Regions from separate parts of the Mus musculus genome. Here region 1 is linked to region 2. The links are chromatin loops, found by intact Hi-C in ENCODE. Cell type or tissue: left cerebral cortex. All regions are shown on one strand. Links, peaks and the distances in the headings refer to the core of each region. The heading gives the core; the rest is flanking DNA.

Region 1 (9,345 bases), core at 684-8,683, 760 kb after region 2:
AAAATTTAGTTATTTGTGTTACATAACGTTCCAATGGGGTCTAGAACACTGCCTGGAACCCGGCATTTATTGATTTGATGGAGCTCACTCAGTACAGGGTACAGTGTCATCCACCCACTGCTAGTCGGCAGGTCTGGGAGGATCCTGTGCTAGCAGTGGTTCTCGCAGGGAAGCTTTGCCATTGAATGAAGTAGTGTCTGTCTGTCTCTTTTACCATTTTGCTTTCTGAGAACTAAATGCAGGAGAGAGATGGGTGGCAGGCAGTTGTTTGTTGTTCATGGTGAGCGTGTTGTGTGTGGCAGCTTTACAAATAAGCATCTTCCCACCGCAAGATTTAGCTTACGACTGGAGGGCTTGCTAGAAAAGAAAAGAACGCCATTGATATGGCCATGCTCGAAAGGTCCACATGTTTTCATTTGCCAGTTTGTCTTTATAAGGGGTCAGAATACCTGCCAGTCAAGAGACGTGTGGCCCTTCTCCTGTCTTTACTTATGCCATTTCTTTTGCCCAACCTTTTCTTTTTCTAAATTGGGCTTTATTTATTCATGATTTGTTGATTATTATTTGATAATTGCTTATTGTCTTACTTCGTTACTTTCTGTTTTGTTTTGTTTTGTTATTCATGGCAGGGTTTCTCTGTGTAGTCCAGTCTGGGTTTATGATATGCCTGCCTTTGCTGGGATTAAAGGCACAAACCGCCACCATCCAGTGACTCTTTGCTTTTATTTTTGAGTGCTGCTGGGTGTTGAGCCCAGGACCTGAGATGTGATGGGCAAGTGCCCTGACGCTGAGCTGTACCTTATTCTGGCTCATTTCTCTGCTCACCATTAGCTGCTGCTGCGGCATAGGTGAGCTGAGGACACAGAAGGCAGTGTGAGGACACAGATACGTGTGGGGGTAGGATATAACTAAGTTAATTATTGGTTAATACTATTGCTGATTCCGTTGGCTATGTGAGAGTGAGTAGTATGTTCTTTTATGAAGCAGGCTATGTTAAGATTATAGATGTTGGTTAATATTTTAAATGACATTTGAGTTCTATTTGCTGTAAATCTTAGTTAGATTGACCGTTTTCTTTCATTTTTCTATTGCGCTTGCTTTGCCATCACCTAGATTTCTTGGCTCTTACACTAGCTATGACTACTTGAAAAGGAACATCAAGTGGTAAGACTGGCTGGCATTGATGTGAGGCTGTTCCATGAGATGTCCCTCACTGTGTCGTTGGCATTATGTGCACTTTCAGATCTTAATGCTGTCTTCTAACATTGAAGTCTAAATACGTGTAAGCAAGGTACCAGCTAATTTTGATGCTGTTCATAAAACTAGATTATTTTCAATAAATATTGTATGAAAACAAATACACATTTCAAATCCATGTTATTGTCTGTGCACATAATGCCAGGCAGCTTGGCACTCTGCAGTAAGGCTCAGGTGGCAGGGTTGCAATTATGGGTCTATTTAGATTCCTTTGTTTAAATTCTATGTGTTACTTATTAACAATTGGCAAATTTGAAAACCTAAGGGTACATGGCACAATTTTTACTAGACAAGCCTTATAAAGTAAGTAGTGCCTGCTACTCCAGCAGTCGTTAAACAGAGCAAAAGAGCAGGAAACCAGGGCAGATTTTAAAGATGCCCTGTTTTTCTAGTGTTACTGGAACACAACCCTGCCTGTCCATTGACTGACTATGTCTAATTTTGCCTGGTAACAGCTAAGTCAAATAGCTGTGGCAGAAACCCTATGGCTCAGAAAGGCAAGTCCTTTTATCTGGCTCTTCACTGGAAAAGCTTGCCAGCATTGGGTCTGTGACACCGTGTTTTATGGTGCTTTGAGTATGCTTGACACCAAGATTTTGTACCTGAGATACAAAATTAGAAGTTAGTTTAAGGAAGGTTTGTGCCAAAATAACATTTCTCAAAATATTTGCAAAACTTCCTTAAATCTACTATTTTTATAAATATCACAAATATTAAAAGTATACCCAAAATTTCATCCGCCTTTTAATAGATATCTCCTGGATGTTTTACTAATATTCTTCAAGTATCTGTGCTGTCTTGACATTTCTTGTGCTGATGAATTTGTTTGTATATTTTGGTAGAGTTGCTACCTATACTCATGAGAAGAAATTGTGAAATTGTGACATTTCTAGATACTTTTTTTTTTTTTTAAAGAAACAGCAGCAGTTTTGCGATGGGGTTCATTTTTCCAGCATTGAAACTTCTTCTCTTTTTCCTTTAAATAGGGGAAAACCCGAAACTGATGCTGTGGATAGATCATTCAGTGAGAAACGTTATGATCCAGCCCAGGCCACGCCTCCTCCTCCTCCGTTGCCCTCACAGTACAGCCAGCCAGCTCCACCTCTGTCCAGCTCTTCTCTCCACATACATTCCAAGGGCGCCCAGGGTGAAGGTAGGAAGTTAAGACATTGATATATTACTATAATAGAGTAATGGTTATGAAGTTAAATTCTCACAGTTTTGAAGCTTAGGTGACTTTAATGTTTTTGTTTTTTTTTTTTTAAGTTCAAAAAATGCTTGGGCTGGTAACAGTGAAAAGTAAAGGTTTTTGTCAAAAATGTATGTTATTTCGGCCTGGTAGCTCATGTCTTTAATCCTAGTGCAGAGGCCTTGAATCTGAGTTTGAGACTACCCACCCTAGTCTGTATAATACGTTCCTAGCCAGCTAGGACTGCATACTAACTCACACAGAAAAGAAAGAAAGTGTGTTGTGTGTTACCTTCTGTTTATTTAAATGACTGTTATATTGCATGAGCCTTGTAGCTAAATGGATTTTTGTCAAAACACCCCCCCCAACCCCTGGTATTTTTTTTTAAAACATAAATTTATATCAATTTCCACATCTTGAAAGCAGTACCTGATAATTGATGTGCCTCAGTTTAAATATCTAAGGGCCATAGAGATGCCTCAGCAGGTTAAATTGCTTCATTGGGCCTGATGTGAAGTCCAGCCCTGGAACCTGCATGGTAGAAGAAAAGAACTGATTCCAGCCACTTTTCTGCTGACATCGTACACTCTCAGTGGTACGAACACACTCACACATGCTAAATAAGATGTCATTTTAAATATTTGAATAGTGTCTTATAAGACTTGTTATGCTCCATCTTAAAATATGAAACATAAGAAAGCCATACAGTTTTACACAGAAAATGTCTTTTCATCTTTCAGTAAAATCTCAATGGATGCAGCTTACTCATTTGAATAGCTAGATAATATTCTACCCTAATAGAATAAAATTTTTCTCTTCTTGACATTTGTTAGTACCTATCTATTACCTGTTGGAGGGCGGCATTCTTGAAACAAACCAATTACTGTATACATAGCTCACCCATACTTAGAGATGCATGTGGTGGTACGTGCCTTTAGTTCTGGCACTTCAGAGACAAAGGCTAGCCTGGGCTAAACAGCATTTTATTTTGTCCTGGAACTGACTCTAGACCAGACTGGCCTTGAACTCAAGAGATCTACCAGCCTCTGCCTCCTGATTGCTGGGATTAAAGGTGTACAACACCATTGCCTGGCTACACAGCAAATTCCGTACACAATTAAGAGACCTACCAAAGGAAGAAAAACAAATGTTTAAACAGGCATCTTTTGCTGATTCCCCTCCTTAAGGAAGATTTGTTTTCCCTAAGTGATGCCAGCTAGAAGGTTTTGTTGGTATTGATTTGTTTTAATAGGTGCCTTTTATCACAGTTAGGAGTTGTCTCTAGTCTTAGTTTGCTGAAAGCCTTTTGTTGAGTGTTTTTCTCTTGTGAGCTAGAGAGACGGCTCAGTGGTTATCAGCACTTGCTGCTCTTACAGCGGGCTTGGGCTTGGCTCCCAGCACCACATCAGGCAGCCCTTGACTGACTCCAGATCCAACATCATAATCTGGCCAACACAGGCACTGGGCACATATGTGGGAAACACACATACATGCATCTGCACTCACATACACATAAAATAAAAATCCAGCACTTGGGAGGCAGAGACAGGCGGATCTATAGAGCAAGTTCCAGGACACCCAAGGCTACACAGAAAAGCCCTGTCTCAGGGAGGAGGAGTCTTTAAAATTAAAAATATTTACTTCTCAAATTATCAGGATCATCTGATTTTTCTTATTATCTTAATGTGGTTATATTATTGTGCTCATGAAGAATTTAGATTCATAGTTTTCTGGAAATGGCTTTGTCTGATTTTGTTATCAGTGTTGTACTAGTTCTGTAAAAGAGAACATAGCTTTTCTTTTCCTTTATCTTTAAAACAAAACAAAAAACCGACATTTTCCCACCAGTGTTCCTTTTTTGTGACTTGATAGCAGTTCAGTGGTTCTGTTTGTCGCCACCGCTCCGGCAGAGTGTAGCCCTGTCCCTGCTGCTCTCCACATCTATGGACACTTGAGTTGCCCCATTTGTCAGGTTTGCCCATTCCCTGGTTGTGATATGATCTTTAACGATTAGTTTATTTTTATTTTCTATTTCCCCAATGGTTAGGTTAGTGTCTTATTACACAGTGCTTGGCGATTTACACAGAGGCAGGTGTTCTTCACTTCTGCACAGAGGATTAATACTGATGACCACTTAGACAGTTTTAAAGTATCTTCTACTAGTGTCTTAGTCAGGGTTTCTATTCCTGCACAAACATCATGACCAAGAAGCAGTTGGGGAGGAAAGGGTTTATTCAGCTTACACTTCCATACTGCTGTTCATCACTGAAGGAAGTCAGGACTAGAACTCAGGCAGGTCAGGGAGCAGGAGCTGATGCAGAGGCCATGGAGAGATGTTCTTTACTGGCTTGCTTCCCCTGGCTTGCTCAGCCTGCTCTCTTACAGAACCCAAGACTACCAGCCCAGAGATGGCACCACCCACAAGGGCCTTTCCCCCTTGATCACTAATTGAGAAAATGCCTTACAGCTGGATCTCGTGGAGGCATTTCCTCAACTGAAGCTCCTTTCTCTGTGATAACTCCAGCTGTGTCAGCTGACACACAGCCAGTACAGCTAGTGTGTAGCTGCTGTGCCTTTTTTTTTTTTTTTTAAATGCTTTGGTTAAGGATAAGTTTGCAATACTGATGGGTTTCATATCATCAAAATTGCCATTCTGTTTCTTTTTTTTTTTTTAAGATTTATTTATTATTTTATGTAAATACACTGTAGCTGTCTTCACACACTCCAGAAGAGGAAGTCAGATCTCATTACGGATGGTTGTGAGCCACCATGTGGTTGCTGGGATTTGAACTCTGGACCTTTGGAAGAGCAGTCGGGTGCTCTTACCCACTGAGCCATCTCACCAGCCCGCCATTCTGTTTCTAATTTTCAGTAGATAGTGGGACAGAGTTACTCAAGACATATGTGGCCAGTGCTTTCGTAGCCTCTTTCTGAATCTGAGGCAACCAGCTACACTCCAACTTGTCAACATCACATGGGACCTAGGACTTTACCTTAGGACATGTTAATGCCAAAAGAAAGCAAAGGGTTGTTAGAATGATTTTCAGAGCGTTTTTTTTTTTTTTAATGTATGTATGTATGTATGTATGTATGTATGTATGTGTTTGTTTTTCAGGCAACTCAGTATCATTGGATTTTCAGAACTCATATATGTCCAAACCAGACCCACCCCCATCTCAGAGTAAACCAGCAACTTTCAGACCACCAACTCGAGAAGACCCCCCTCAGACTTTCTATCCGCAGAAAAGTTTCCCAGACAAAGCTCCAGTTAACGGAGCTGAGCAGACTCAGAAAACCATCACTCCGGTGTACAATCGATTCACACCAAAGCCGTACACAAGTTCTGCCCGGCCATTTGAACGCAAATTTGAAAGTCCGAAGTTCAACCATAATCTTCTGCCAAGTGAAACTGTACATAAACCTGAATTGTCTTCAAAAACTCCCACTTCCCCAAAAACTCTTATGAAAGCTCATAGTTCAACACAGCCTCCAGAGTTTGACAGTGGAGTTGAAACTTTCTCTGTTCACACAGATAAGCCTAAATATCAAATGAATAATATCAGCACCATGCCTAAAGCTGTCCCTGTGAGGTAAGATACAAACTTGCCTTTGTTTGTTTGTTTTTAAATGGGAAGGCAGAGTGATCCCCATCTCCCAGGTGCTGGGACTACAGATGTGCAGCTATAGGTTTGAAGTAGTTTATATGATAAATTATACCAGTAAACTGAACTGTTAACTGTAGTCGAACATCCTCCAGGAGGTGAAAGGTGTTAATCAAATTCTAAAGCTAATGAGCACATAGCATCAGTAAGTACTGTCATTATCCCTGTGTCACCAGTAGCTCAGGTTAGGGAACAGAAGCCAGTTTGCCCAACCAGCATCATATATAAATCTAGAGGGGGGTAAGTAAGCCTGTGGTCATCTAATCTCAAAGCCCCAGTGTGATGGACGGATATATCTACTCCTCATTTACTATCTAGTCAGCTAGGGTGCAGGAAAGAATAGAATGTAGTGACCTCAGAATGGCTATTGAAGGCAATAGTTAGAAAGATGGTCGAGTCAACCTTAGCCTAACTCAGGCAGGCTTTTCTCTGTCTGCTTGTTACTTAGTGATTGAACAGAGCCATCTTTCCACATACCGCGACTCAGTTCAGCCCCTTTAGACTTTCTCAGGTCGTCCATGAAGGAGACGCGCTCACAGGTAGAAACAAGGACCATGAAGGCCACCTGGAGTCTGCTTCTCAGGATGATTATGTCAATCTGTCAGTCTGCCTTCTCATAGTCAGTCAGTAGCAGGGTTCTTGCTATGCGTGGCTACCTTGTGTTACCACATCAGGCAATAGGCGCCGGTCCCTTTCCATTTGCACCCTGCCTGCGCTCATGCTGGAGAGAAGCTGACTGCAGTTCACATACTTCAAGTTGTTAGGACATCTTTTCTATCACATTAAAATTGTGGCTTAAAACTTTACTTCACAAAGTCTTGATCGTCTAGCTTCCAAGTTTGAAATGTTCATTGATAGTTTCATCCTCTGCCTTTGTCTTTTTGGGTCTTTGAGATATACCATGCCAGACCTTCTTACCTTGGAACCTTGGAGGCTTTAAACCTTTGTCAGCTTGGGCACTGGGCTTCAGGATGTCCCAAGGACGGGCACTGTGTGTGCGCGTGCGCACTGAAATTCCAAAGCTCTTTTCTGTGCTACACTGTTTCCTGTGTAACCAACTGAGCGTTAGCCACTCTGATTTAGAATACCCACCTCATGGATGTTCACGAAGACCCACAGTAGCTGTGAGACCAAAGAACCATGTTTGATACATTGAAATTACACTGGTAATTATAGTAGCCTCATTCTTTACTTTCAGAAAGGCAGTTTTGATTTTTTCTGAAAGGGCATACATAGTCTTAGCCCTCTAAGTAAGATTTTTCACTTGTTTAAGTAAAGAACTTCAAAATTGTTCAGGGAAATAAGGTTAAATACTTAAACTGTAACAGCAGTAAAGGGAAGTCTCTGCGTATTACTAGGATTTTCACTTGCCATTTTTGACCCCCCAGTCCTTCAGCTGTGGAAGAAGATGAAGATGAGGATGGTCATACTGTAGTGGCTACAGCTCGTGGCATTTTTAACAGCAATGGTGGTGTGTTGAGTTCCATAGAAACCGGTGTTAGTATAATTATCCCACAAGGAGCCATTCCTGAAGGAATTGAGCAAGAAATCTATTTCAAAGTCTGCAGAGACAATAGCATTCTCCCACCTTTAGATAAAGAGAAAGGTAAGTGTGCTTATTGTCTGCTTCACTGCAATAACTCCAGCGTAGCCCTGAGTGTACCTGTGTACGGCGGCCAGCCACAGGGAGAAGCAGAAAGCCTACCTGGATGGTTTAGGCTAAGCACAGCATTTTCTTTGTACAACTGAGGGCCTCTCAAATGAGCCTTCTGCAGAGAAGTGGTGCCACTGGCATGTGATTGGGGGGTGGGGGCCATAGGAGGCGCAGTACGTGTTCGACGGCAGGCCTCTCACATGACTGCTAGGTTGTTTGCCTGACCTAATCAAATTTGTAAGCCCATCCATCTTGGTATCACCCACCCAAGAAGGCTTTGCCCTTCCTGCCAACTATTACCTCAGGAGGCAACACTATTGAACACTCAGCACAGTGAGTAGCATGTCCTTAGAAGGTGGGAAGCATATTTCTGAACAGTTTGAGGAAGCCGAGAATGTCATTATTTTCATAGCCTTCCTAGATCCTTCCTAGATGATGAATTGAGGTGTGATTACTTTTAGCAGTTCTTGATTTCACTAAACATGGTATTGTAACCCACTTTCTAGAGGTACTCTGCCTTAAAAACAGTAGGACTCATATTGTTGGCCCTGCTTGAATACCTAAACACATGTATAGCAAACACTTAAAAATGAAAAGCATAGGTTAGTAGGATGGCTCAATGCGCAAAGGTGCCTCTTCTAACCCTAGAGATAAGACTTTGATTCCTGGGGCCCGCCCATACAATCAAAGGAGAGAACTGACTTCCTGCAGATTACACTCTGACCTTCACTAGCACAGCATGGCATGTGCACGTTCACACACACACACACACACACACACACACACACACACCAAATAAGGTCCTCCCCACCCCAACCCCCAGGGAATGCCAAAAAGTGCTTTGAATATGTTGTGCTACAGACTTAGTCGGTGGGATTGGAATTTAATAGCCCCTGGTTATATGGGATTTTATAGTACTAGAAATGTAAAATGGGCATCAGAGACGGAGTCTATTGGTTATATGTTGAAATATTTTTTCAGCCACATTGTTAGATAAAATATTAAAATGAATGTCACATTTCTTTTTCCTCTAATATATCTATTAAAATCTTACAAATTATAATTTTAGTGTCCACCGTATTTTTCTTAGCACTGCTATGGAGAACTAATGTTATTTGGCTTTAGCAAATGTGTACTAGGATTGACTGTATCTCGTGGGAAGACTTCAGTCATCTCTGTTGCTCCTTTCTCTCCTTGACTCCAGGTGAAACTCTGCTGAGCCCCCTAGTGATGTGTGGGCCCCATGGCCTCAAGTTCCTGAAGCCCGTGGAGCTACGCTTGCCACACTGTGCGTCCATGACTCCTGACGGTTGGTCTTTTGCTCTAAAATCATCCGACTCCTCGTCGGGTATGCTCTCCTCACTCTGTCTCTGGGCTTTGGGAACTGTCGTTGATTAATGCCTGAGCTCTTGGTGCTTCCCACGCTGTGTGTGAACAGGTCTTCCCTCTGTCCCTGTGGCCTCGGAAGCATTGCTAGTGTTTTAAACCTGCGGTTTATATGCTATAAATGCATATGGGACCGTGGAGACTTTTCTACCTTTTAATAATTGGCAATTTGGCTAAAAATTGGCTGTTCTTGGGGC
Region 2 (9,345 bases), core at 634-8,633:
GGAGACAACAAAGATGAAAGTTAGTTCTGGATAGAAAACAATTTGTCATGGAAGCAGTTAACCAAAAATAGCTTGTTTGGGGTTTATTATATTACATGATATAAACCTCAAGGTCAAACAGTGTTAACACAGAGAGGTCACAAAAAAAGTTACTCAAAAGGTTTAGTTTCTGGAAATACTAACAAATTTAAAACTTGTATGTATTAAGAGATCTAAAACTGACAAAACTCCAGACAGGCAATTGAATCTATTATCATACATAAAATCTTACTATATCTCTTTCAGCAGATATATGTATGCATGTGTGTGTGTGTGTATAAGTTAGGCTGGCTGACCAGTGAGCCGCAAGGATCTAGCTCTCCCTCCCCATTATGCCCAGCGTGCTTGCTTGCTTGTTTGTACAGATCCTGGGGTTAGAACCCAGGTCTTCGTGCTTAGGTAGTAAGCACTTTAAACTATGCCATGAGACTTGGGCAATTGTAGAACTTGCAAGTAGCTATGTTAATACAGAGAAACAGATAAAATGAAATTTAACCTCTTATCCAAAATATCAATGCACTATGACATAAAAAGCCACTAAGAAAGTTAACACCTTCATTTGTTAGGGATTGGTTCTAATGTTTTGATTTAATCAGGAATCTGCCTGTCCAAACGCTGAAGGTTCTTGTCCCCATTTGTTTTTTGATCGATCAATAAAGATGCCAGCTGCCAATGGCTGGGCAAAGGGAGATGGGGTAGACCCCTTAGGTTTGGACACCAAAGAGAGAAGAGAGGAGAATCAGCAGGTTTCAGAGGGAGTCAGATCAGATTTAGAGCTGCAGAAGGAAAATCATCCAAAATGTAGGTGAGAAGGAATTGGGCCCCGGGAAGGGCTGCCCAGAAGTGTCCTGGGCAGCAAAGACCAGGGGGATGCCCTGAAGGAACACGACAGCAAAGATAGATCATAGATTTAGAGGACGTTGAGTCAGGAGTACTGGAGGGAAATCTATGATAGTCAGGCAGAGGATTAGCACTGCTCAGCCTTTGAGCTAACCAAGGCATTTCAAAAGTAAGCTAACGTTGAGTGTGTGTGTCTTTCATTCTCGAATCCAAAGTTCCTGGTGGGAGCCTGGAAGCGCAACCGCCGGGAGCACAGAGCAGAAGAGCAAACTCACTGCTGCGTTCATTTTTATTACTACCATACTGAACACTTCAATTCTGCAAACATGGGAATTTGTTAATCCATGAAAGGGGAAGGGGAGTTTCAACAGAACATCAGAAGTGCTAATAGTGACTGACAAACTAGATTGCCTAATGTAAACTCTCCTACCAAGATACCCAGCAGAATCAAAACTCAAAAGGCAGACCTGAGTGGGCAAAGAGATCTGGAACATTTACTCCAAATATCCAGACGCCTTGCCAATTCCCAGAAAACCAATGAAACCAACACAACCATAAATAAATAAATAAATAAATAAATGAATAAATAAATAAATAAATAAATAAAGGCTTAAGTAGTAAGATAATTAGGACAAAACTTAAAGAGGAAGTAGGAGGTAATTTTCCATAGTAGGAAGAATCCTTAACCTTGCCCCTTAAAGAGCTTTCTCCATTCTACTTACCAGTTCCACTAGACTGTTGTTGGTGAGGATGAGCTCTGTCAGACAGGGAAGAGCCTGGTCAAGTCCCTCACCTATACGGCTAAAATAAAAATAGAGAGGCTCTCAGTGAAAACAAAAGTTAAATAAGCTAATATTTCTCCATCTTTTCGAGTATTAACGCTTCAGTGATAGAATACCCATCTCCCACATTCCATCTCAGGGAAAGTACCCAAGAGGGAGTCTTGTCTGAGGCACAGGGTCAGTGACAGGGATGGGATGACCTCAGAAACCCATGCCTTCTGAGCTTTTCACTGCCGAGTAGTCTAGTGCAACCCAAGGGAAGGTGAGACTCCGGGGTAGGAAAAAACTACTTAGCCAATTTACAATTTCTTGTTCAGAAAACTCAAAACCCAATAATTTTGGATTTAGAGAACTGGGGTAAGACATTCATCAGAGAAAATGTTTAATCATGAAAGTGGCTTCTCCCTAAAAACACTACTCAGTGCTTTTATGTGTATGGGTGTATGCACTTATGCCGCATAGCAACTACGTGCTTGGCTCCTGTGGAAGTCAGAAAAGGGCCTTGAATTCCCTGGAACTAGAGTTTCAAGCTGCCACGCTGGTCTTGGAAAAGCAGCAGCCAGTGCTGTTAACTAGAGTCCTATCTCCAGCCAATGGTCCTTTTCTTAATGAAAGCTTTGCCATCAGGGTGGTGGTAGTGCACGCCTTTGATCCTAGCACTCAGAAGGCAAAGGGAGGCAGATCTCTGAGTTTGAGGCCAGCCTGGTCTACAGAGTGAGTTCCAGGACAGCCAGGGCTCACAGAGAAACCCCACTCATACAAACAAATATGATCTTAATTTCACAGAATTATATTGTAGAAACCAACTACAAAAACCAAAACCAGCATAGTGGATGAGGTATAGGTACTCAGTGAAAAGTAACTTTATTTCATAAAAAGATTTTTACTGTGACAGGGTCTCACTATGTAGCCCTGGCTGGAATTTGCTGTCAACAAGGCTGTCCTTGAACTCAGAGATCAGCCTGCCTCAGACTCCAGAGTGTTAGGATTAAAGGCAGATACCACTACACATGGCCTTTATAAATCTTTTTAATTATGATGCTATTGATGACTACTCTAAAATCTGATTTGTTGACATAGCACAATGCTTCAAATTCAAAGTTTAATGTCAGTTACGAATATTAAAGATTTCTGAAGAGTAGCAAGTAAGGTCAGGCCAATGCCCAAGTTAATCTCCAACCTCTTAGGAAAAGGGCTCTATTCATTTCTCCCTTTAAGACACATGGGCAGGCTGGAGTGGTGGCTCAGCAACTTAGAGCCCTGGCTGATCTTCCAGAGGACCCAGATTCTATTCCTACAGCTGGAGCAGCTCAGGACTATCTGTAAACCTAGCTCCAGAGAAGCCAAGGCCCTCCTCTGGCCTCCAGAGGCACTAGGAGGGTGTGTGGTACCTGCAAGCAAAAAACTAATATACATTAAAACAAAACAAAACAACAACCAAAACCCCATTATCTTCAGGGTACATTAGAACACTTACTTAAGGGAAGAAAGTATTCTCACTAGCAGTCACTCACCAAATTCTGTTGTTGTTCACTAATAATGTTTTCAGTCTTCTCAACAAAGGGAAACCGTCCAGTTTCCGGATCTCATTGTCAGAAAAATCAATAGCATCAAACTGGTCTAAGGTGGCACCCAGATTCTCAATAACCGGAATTTTATATCCTGTAGAGGGAAAACATACATACAACAAATATTAATATAAATGAAAAGTCCTGAAAATCGCAGGAGTATGTGATGGAATTTGACTCAGCGCTCCCATTCGGGAAGTATTAACCAGGCACTAGCACCATGCCGTGCACTGAACAAAAATAAGGTAAATGACGAAAGGGTTAAGTGGAGGCCTTAGTGCTACAAAGCTTGAAGTAAAACTGAAGAGGCTGAAGGCAAGAGGAAGAACAGATGGGCATATTTACTAGTATTGGTGCCCATGGTTTATTAAGAACGTCTATGAGGTATTCACATTCGTCACTGAGCTAGGTACTATAAGGAAGGACACAACCCAGCTGTGAAGGAGTGCAATAAAAGATATGGTAGCAGAATAAGCATTCTCCAGACTGCACGGTTTTCAGAGAGACAGCAGACATCAAAACTGTGCCAAGACAGTGAAAGGACCCAGATGCTCCTGAACCGGACTTTTCTCCAAGAAAGTTAATTTCATTCAACAAACACAAAGAACACTAGGATTTCCCATAGGCAGGAAGAAACTTTCAAAAATGGCAGTGCACAGCGCCCCCGAGACTTTGATTGCCTCTGGTCACAGTCTTATAATCTTAACCCCTTCCAAAGCCATCTCCTGAATAGTTAACGATTACCTCTCAGTTCTATGTTTTAAAAATCAAGTGCTACTTCTGTCAGAACTGAACAGGTGAGTTCCGCCACCCCACACACAGAAGTGACCATTATGCCACGGTCAAACAGCTCAATCTTGAAAACACCAAATTATCCGGGGCTGCGGGTCTGGCTCAGTAGCGCGAGTGCTTTCCTGACAGACATGAAACCCTGGGCTCATCCAAAGCACCATATAAACGTGGTGCAGGCATTTAAACCCAGCTCCCAGGAAGTGGAGGCAAGAGGGTCCGAAGTTCGAGATAAACCTTAACTATATAACGGTTTGAAGTCAGCTCGGAATACACGAGACGTTGTCTCAAAAACAAATGAACAAAACCAAACCGGAATTATTGGGGCAATTAAGGTAACTCTGGTACATATCCACCCTACCCTCAGGTGCCACATTAACGCTTTTGCTAAAAAACAAACAAACAAACAAACAAACAAACAAACAAAAAACACCAGCCAGCAGCCGGCCTGTCCGTAGCGTTTTCTATTTTCCTAGTCCTCCAACAGTTAAAGCTGCTCGATGAGCGGGGCAATGCCTAGTGAGTACGGTCCGGGGAAGGAATCGAGGCGCCGTGTTTGCTAGCCGGAACGCCGGTAACAAACAGCCCCAAAGGGCCCTGCGGGACGGTGGATCGGAGGCGCCCAGCCCGGGTGGAGGCCCACGGGCCAGGCTCCAGCCTCTGCGCACGCGGCGGGGCTGGTTTCCCGCAGCCACGCGCCGGGGCCGGAACACAGCCCGCGCTCCGTCTAACTCACCCCGGAGGTCCAGTTCACGGTCCCGTACGGCATTTGTGTACTGCGCCGCCTGCTCGATCAGCTCCGCCGTCAGCTTCACCATCCTGTCGCAGCCCGCGGACCCTCACCTCCGACACCAGCCTGCGCCTCCCGCCAGTGCCGTGTCCCACAGTGCACCGCGCCTCGCCGCCAGACAGCACCAATCGTATCCCCGCGCAGCTCGACCGCCAGGCTAAAGCAATCGAAGACGTAGCCCCCGTGTCTTTGCTTCTGGGTTCTGGGCTTGAGCGTGCCTGGGAGTGTGGGGAGCCCAGATTCCAGTTTTTTTAATCCAAAAGATAAGAACACGCGAGGGATGCTCTGTCTCACGTCAGTGAACCTCAAGGGAGGGGTAGTTGGGACTACTCTCCCTTCTCCACCCAACAAGGGGCGGAGACTGTGAAGTCTCCTGAAAGTCAAGTTCCTAAATGTCTAACTTGGGCTTCCGCAGGTAAGGGGCAGGACCCGTAGGCTGGATTGCCTTAAAACAGAACCCTTCTGACCTGGTACAGTCACCTTAAAGCTTGAGGGTGAACTTGTAGCCTGTAGACATTTAGGTGTTCATACCAAAGCGCTGGTCAGGTGGCTTAGAGGTTAAGAGCACTTGCAACTTTTGTAACGGACTTGAGTTGGCATTCCAATATCCGTCTGGACACCTGACAACTGCTTGTAACTTCAGCCTCAGGGGATTTGCCGTCCATTTCTAGCCTCCTCAGACACCGGCAACCGCAAACACACACACACACACACAAATAAAATAAACCATAAGTGATATTCATATTGACTAGCTGTGATGGAGAATGCCTTTAATCCTAGCAGTTTGGAGACAGAAGGAGGTGGATCTCGGAGATAGAGGCCATCCTCGCCTACAGAGCCAGTTCCAGAACAACCAGGGATACACAGAGAAACTCTATCTCAAGCAAACAAACAACACCAAAAAAATTCATACGAAGTGCAGGGGAATACACATATCAGAAATTGCCATGTGATGAGTGCCCCACAGTGAATACAATATACCTGCAGAGCCTTGGCCTCTGTCTCCAAAGGCTTAAATGCACAAAATCATGTGCATATTTTTTTAAATCATAGCTTACTAATTAATGTACATGCCCACCTGTGTATACGTGATGACCCCTTCAGCCCTAGGCCATCAACTCCAACTGAGGCTGCACCTTCACTAGTGACCATCCCTGGCCTCTCACAGTGCCAAGCCTTAAATGCACGAAATCATATGCGTATTTTTTTTAAATCATAGCTTACTAATTAATGTACATGCCCACCTGTGTATAGGTGCAGGGGAGGCTTCAGCCTAAAATTCCCTGGAGCTGGCCGTTGTGATCCTTTGGACATGTGTGCTAGAAGTCAACCCCTGGTCCTCAGCATGAGCAGAAAACACTCTTAAAAATACTTTTAGAAATTATTTGTTATATCTCTGTGGTTTTGGGCACATGAGTGCAGATACCCACAAAGGCCAGAGGTGCCAGATACTCTGAAGTCGGGGTTACACGTGGTTGCTGGGATCTGAACTCTGGTCCTCTGAAAGAGCTGTACACACTCTCTTACCTGCTGAGTCATGGAATGACTGACCTGAGAAGGAACTTGAACAGCTCACTCTCCTGCCTCCATCTTCATGTGCTAGGATTATTGGAGTGAGTTTATGTAGTGGTGACCCCTTCAGCCCTGGGCCATCAACTCCAACTGAGGCTACACCTTCACCAGTGACCATCCCTGGCCTCTCACAGTGCCAAGCCTCAGCTGCTGTTCGTAATCCCTTTGTGCCTTCAAAACTAGCATCACCTGGGTGATTCTTATACATTACCAAGTCCAGCTGCAGCATGAGGTACAACCTTGACTATCTCTGGAACACATTTTCTTTGGGCTCTCAGAACACACTTCCCAGAAGATTTCACTCCAGTAATGCTGGTCTCTTCTTAGTCACTGCTAATTTCTTTGCTCCAGCTAATCAGTATCATGGGCCAACCAGAAGTCCCTTCTATTCTGGACTCTAAAGGCAGAGCCACATGGGTAAAGCTGCGGAGTTCTGCTGGGGCAGGAGCACGGCCCCCTTCCTCTATTACATCATCACCAACTTTCTGTTTTCAACTCCACTGCCTAATACTTGGCTGTCCTGAAACTTGCTCTGTAGACTGACCTTGAACTCTGAGATCTGCATGGCTCTGTCTCCTGAATGCCAGGATTAAAGGTGTGCACCACCATGCCTGGACCTAAGCTCTTCATGGTGACTATGTCTCAAGATCCAGACCAAAAGCTTGTGTCACCCCATGCCAATTTGACACACAGTCACATCTCCTTATATCCAAATGAAAGCAATAACCTGGTCATAATAGCATAACTATCTGTTGTTCAACTGCAAACACATAAACAATAAATTTAGCTGGGATGGGATCTTGCCCTGAAATTACTACTCCCTTAAACTGTTGATCTTGAGCACAGGATTTAGCTCCATTGCCCTACATGGTGCCAGTTTTCAATATACTTGAACCATATATTTTGTATTTTTCCTTTCTAAGCTTGCTACACATGATCAAAACTCTCTTTGTGAGAGTAAACCAGAGGACAAAGTCTATGCTGGGCTTTTCTGAGACTTCCTTTACCTTACTTAGCCTCTTTACTCTTTCCCCTGGCCTCAGGTAGACTCTTCAGACAAGGGCAAAAAGCAGCAACATTCTTCACCAAAACAGCATAAGAACAATCTCCACAGTTGAAAACACCCTCAGTATCAGTGTCTTCCATATTCCTCCTGGAATGGCTCACTGAGCACTTAATGCAACTCACTGCTTCCAAAGTCCCCAAATCCACATTCCTCCAAACAAAAATGTGTCAGGCCTATCACAGCAATTCCCAAGTCCCTGATATCAGCTTCTGACTTAGTTATGGTTTCCATTGGTATGAAGAGATGATGCCATGAGCATGGTGACTTACAAAGAACAGCCTTTAATTGGGGTTGGTTTACAGGTTCAGGAGTTCAGTCCATTATCATCAGGGCAGGGAAGCACAGCAGCATCCAGGCAGACGCGGGGCTGGAGGAACTGAGAGTTCTACATCTTGTTCCAAAGGCAAAAAGGAGATGACTGTCTTCAGGCAGCTAGAAAGAGGGTCTCAAAACCCACCCTCACAGTGACACACTTCCTCCAATAAGGCTGCACCTCCTAATAGTGCCATTCCCTGGGCCAAGCATCTTCAAACCACCACACCACTCACCCAACACTGATATCGAGAGACCAGATCCTGGGTTTAGACTCCATCTTAGAGAGCCTGACCTAAGGTTGAACTCGAGTTAACTAACAAGTCAGCATCTAGCATTACTCCTAGGTTACTCCCAAACAAGACCAGTTTCCAGGTTATTCTCTCTAACAAGCCTGCCCCTGGCACTTCCTTGTAGCCTTGTTGGAGGACATGTGTCACTGTAGGGCCAGGCTTTATGATCTCCTGTGCTCAAGCTATGCCCACTATGGCACACTCTCCTGTTGCCTGTAAATCAAGATGTAGAACTCTCAGCTCCTTCTCCAGCACCATGTTGCCTGCATGCTGCCATGTTTCTGCCATGGTGATAATGAACTAATCCCGTGGAACTATAAGCCAGCCCCAATTAAATGTTGTCCTTTATAAGAATTGCTGTGGTCGCAGCAATAAAACCCTAACTGAGGCACCATCTGAAAATTAAGTTACCACCATATTCGAAGACCATTCTTTCTATTTAGCTCTTCAAAGCCACTCTTGTCAAAATCAAGTGTCCAAACTCATGAAGCTCAGCTTTTGGACTAGACATTCTGTTCTATGGGTTTACTGGCATAATATCATACTGTCTTAATAATAATACATGCTTTATAAAAGAACACTCAAGCTTCACTTTTTCTCATATCTTTGGTTATTCTTGTTCTTTATAGTTTTTAAATATAAATCTTAGCTACATCTTATATCTAAAAACATTCTTTGGAGATAAGGAGGGGGATGGGGGTGGGTAGGTGGGTATGGGAATCAGGTGTAGGGAGAGCCAGGGAGAGGGCTGGGAGAGTGAAGGAAAATCAGGGTTGAGTGGGGTGGGGTAGGGCATTTCTAGGATGTGCCAGAGATGTGGGACAGGGGAGGCTCTAGGGAGTCTATGAGAGTGACTCTAGCTGAGAATCCTAGTTAGTGGTGAGGGATATGGAACCTGAAGTGGCTGCCTCCTGTGTCCTTCCAGTGGAGGGATAAGGACACCAAGCCACCCACAAAATCTTCCACCCAAAATTTGTCCTGCCTACAAGAAATTCAGGGACCAAGATGGAGTAGAGACTGAGGGAATAGCCAACCAATAACTGACCCAACTTGAGACTCATCCCCTGGGCCAGAACCAATCCAGGACACTATCAACAATACTTGCAGTCAGGAGCCTAGCATAACTGTCCTCTGAGAGGCTCCACTCAGAAGCTGACTAAACATTAGACAGAGCTCAAGGAGTCTTCTGGAAGGACTGAGGGATCTAGAGATAGAGATTCCATAGAAGTCCAATAGAGTCAACTAACCTGGACCCTTGGGTCTCCCAAAGACTGAACAAAGAGCAGACATGGCC

The links. Peaks named below come from ENCODE experiments on the same cell type or tissue, not always from the same donor. Only the 100,000 strongest peaks of a DNase experiment are listed, where the experiment ranks them.
Region 1: it touches region 2 in a loop (5-fold over the local background); 3 of 42 quality-filtered maps call a loop at or near these places.

What each region holds. Positions count from the first base shown.
Region 1 is chr7:65,299,435-65,308,779 of GRCm38, reverse strand. It overlaps Tjp1 (tight junction protein 1), which reads left to right. Exons shown (of 27, transcript NM_001163574.1): 23 at 2,244-2,410; 24 at 5,562-6,036; 25 at 7,497-7,714; 26 at 8,967-9,110. Among named protein-coding and RNA genes, the nearest start is that of Tjp1, 67 kb to the left of the region's middle. In left cerebral cortex, for the core only: no CTCF peak of the experiment used is centred there; no DNase peak of the experiment used is centred there.
Region 2 is chr7:66,056,102-66,065,446 of GRCm38, reverse strand. Snrpa1 (small nuclear ribonucleoprotein polypeptide A') reads right to left here and starts at 5,111. Exons shown (of 9, transcript NM_021336.4): 1 at 4,755-5,111; 2 at 3,176-3,323; 3 at 1,602-1,680. The coding sequence starts at 4,836. In left cerebral cortex, for the core only: no CTCF peak of the experiment used is centred there; a DNase peak (open chromatin) is centred at 4,937; H3K4me3 peaks cover 2,123 bases; H3K27ac peaks cover 913 bases.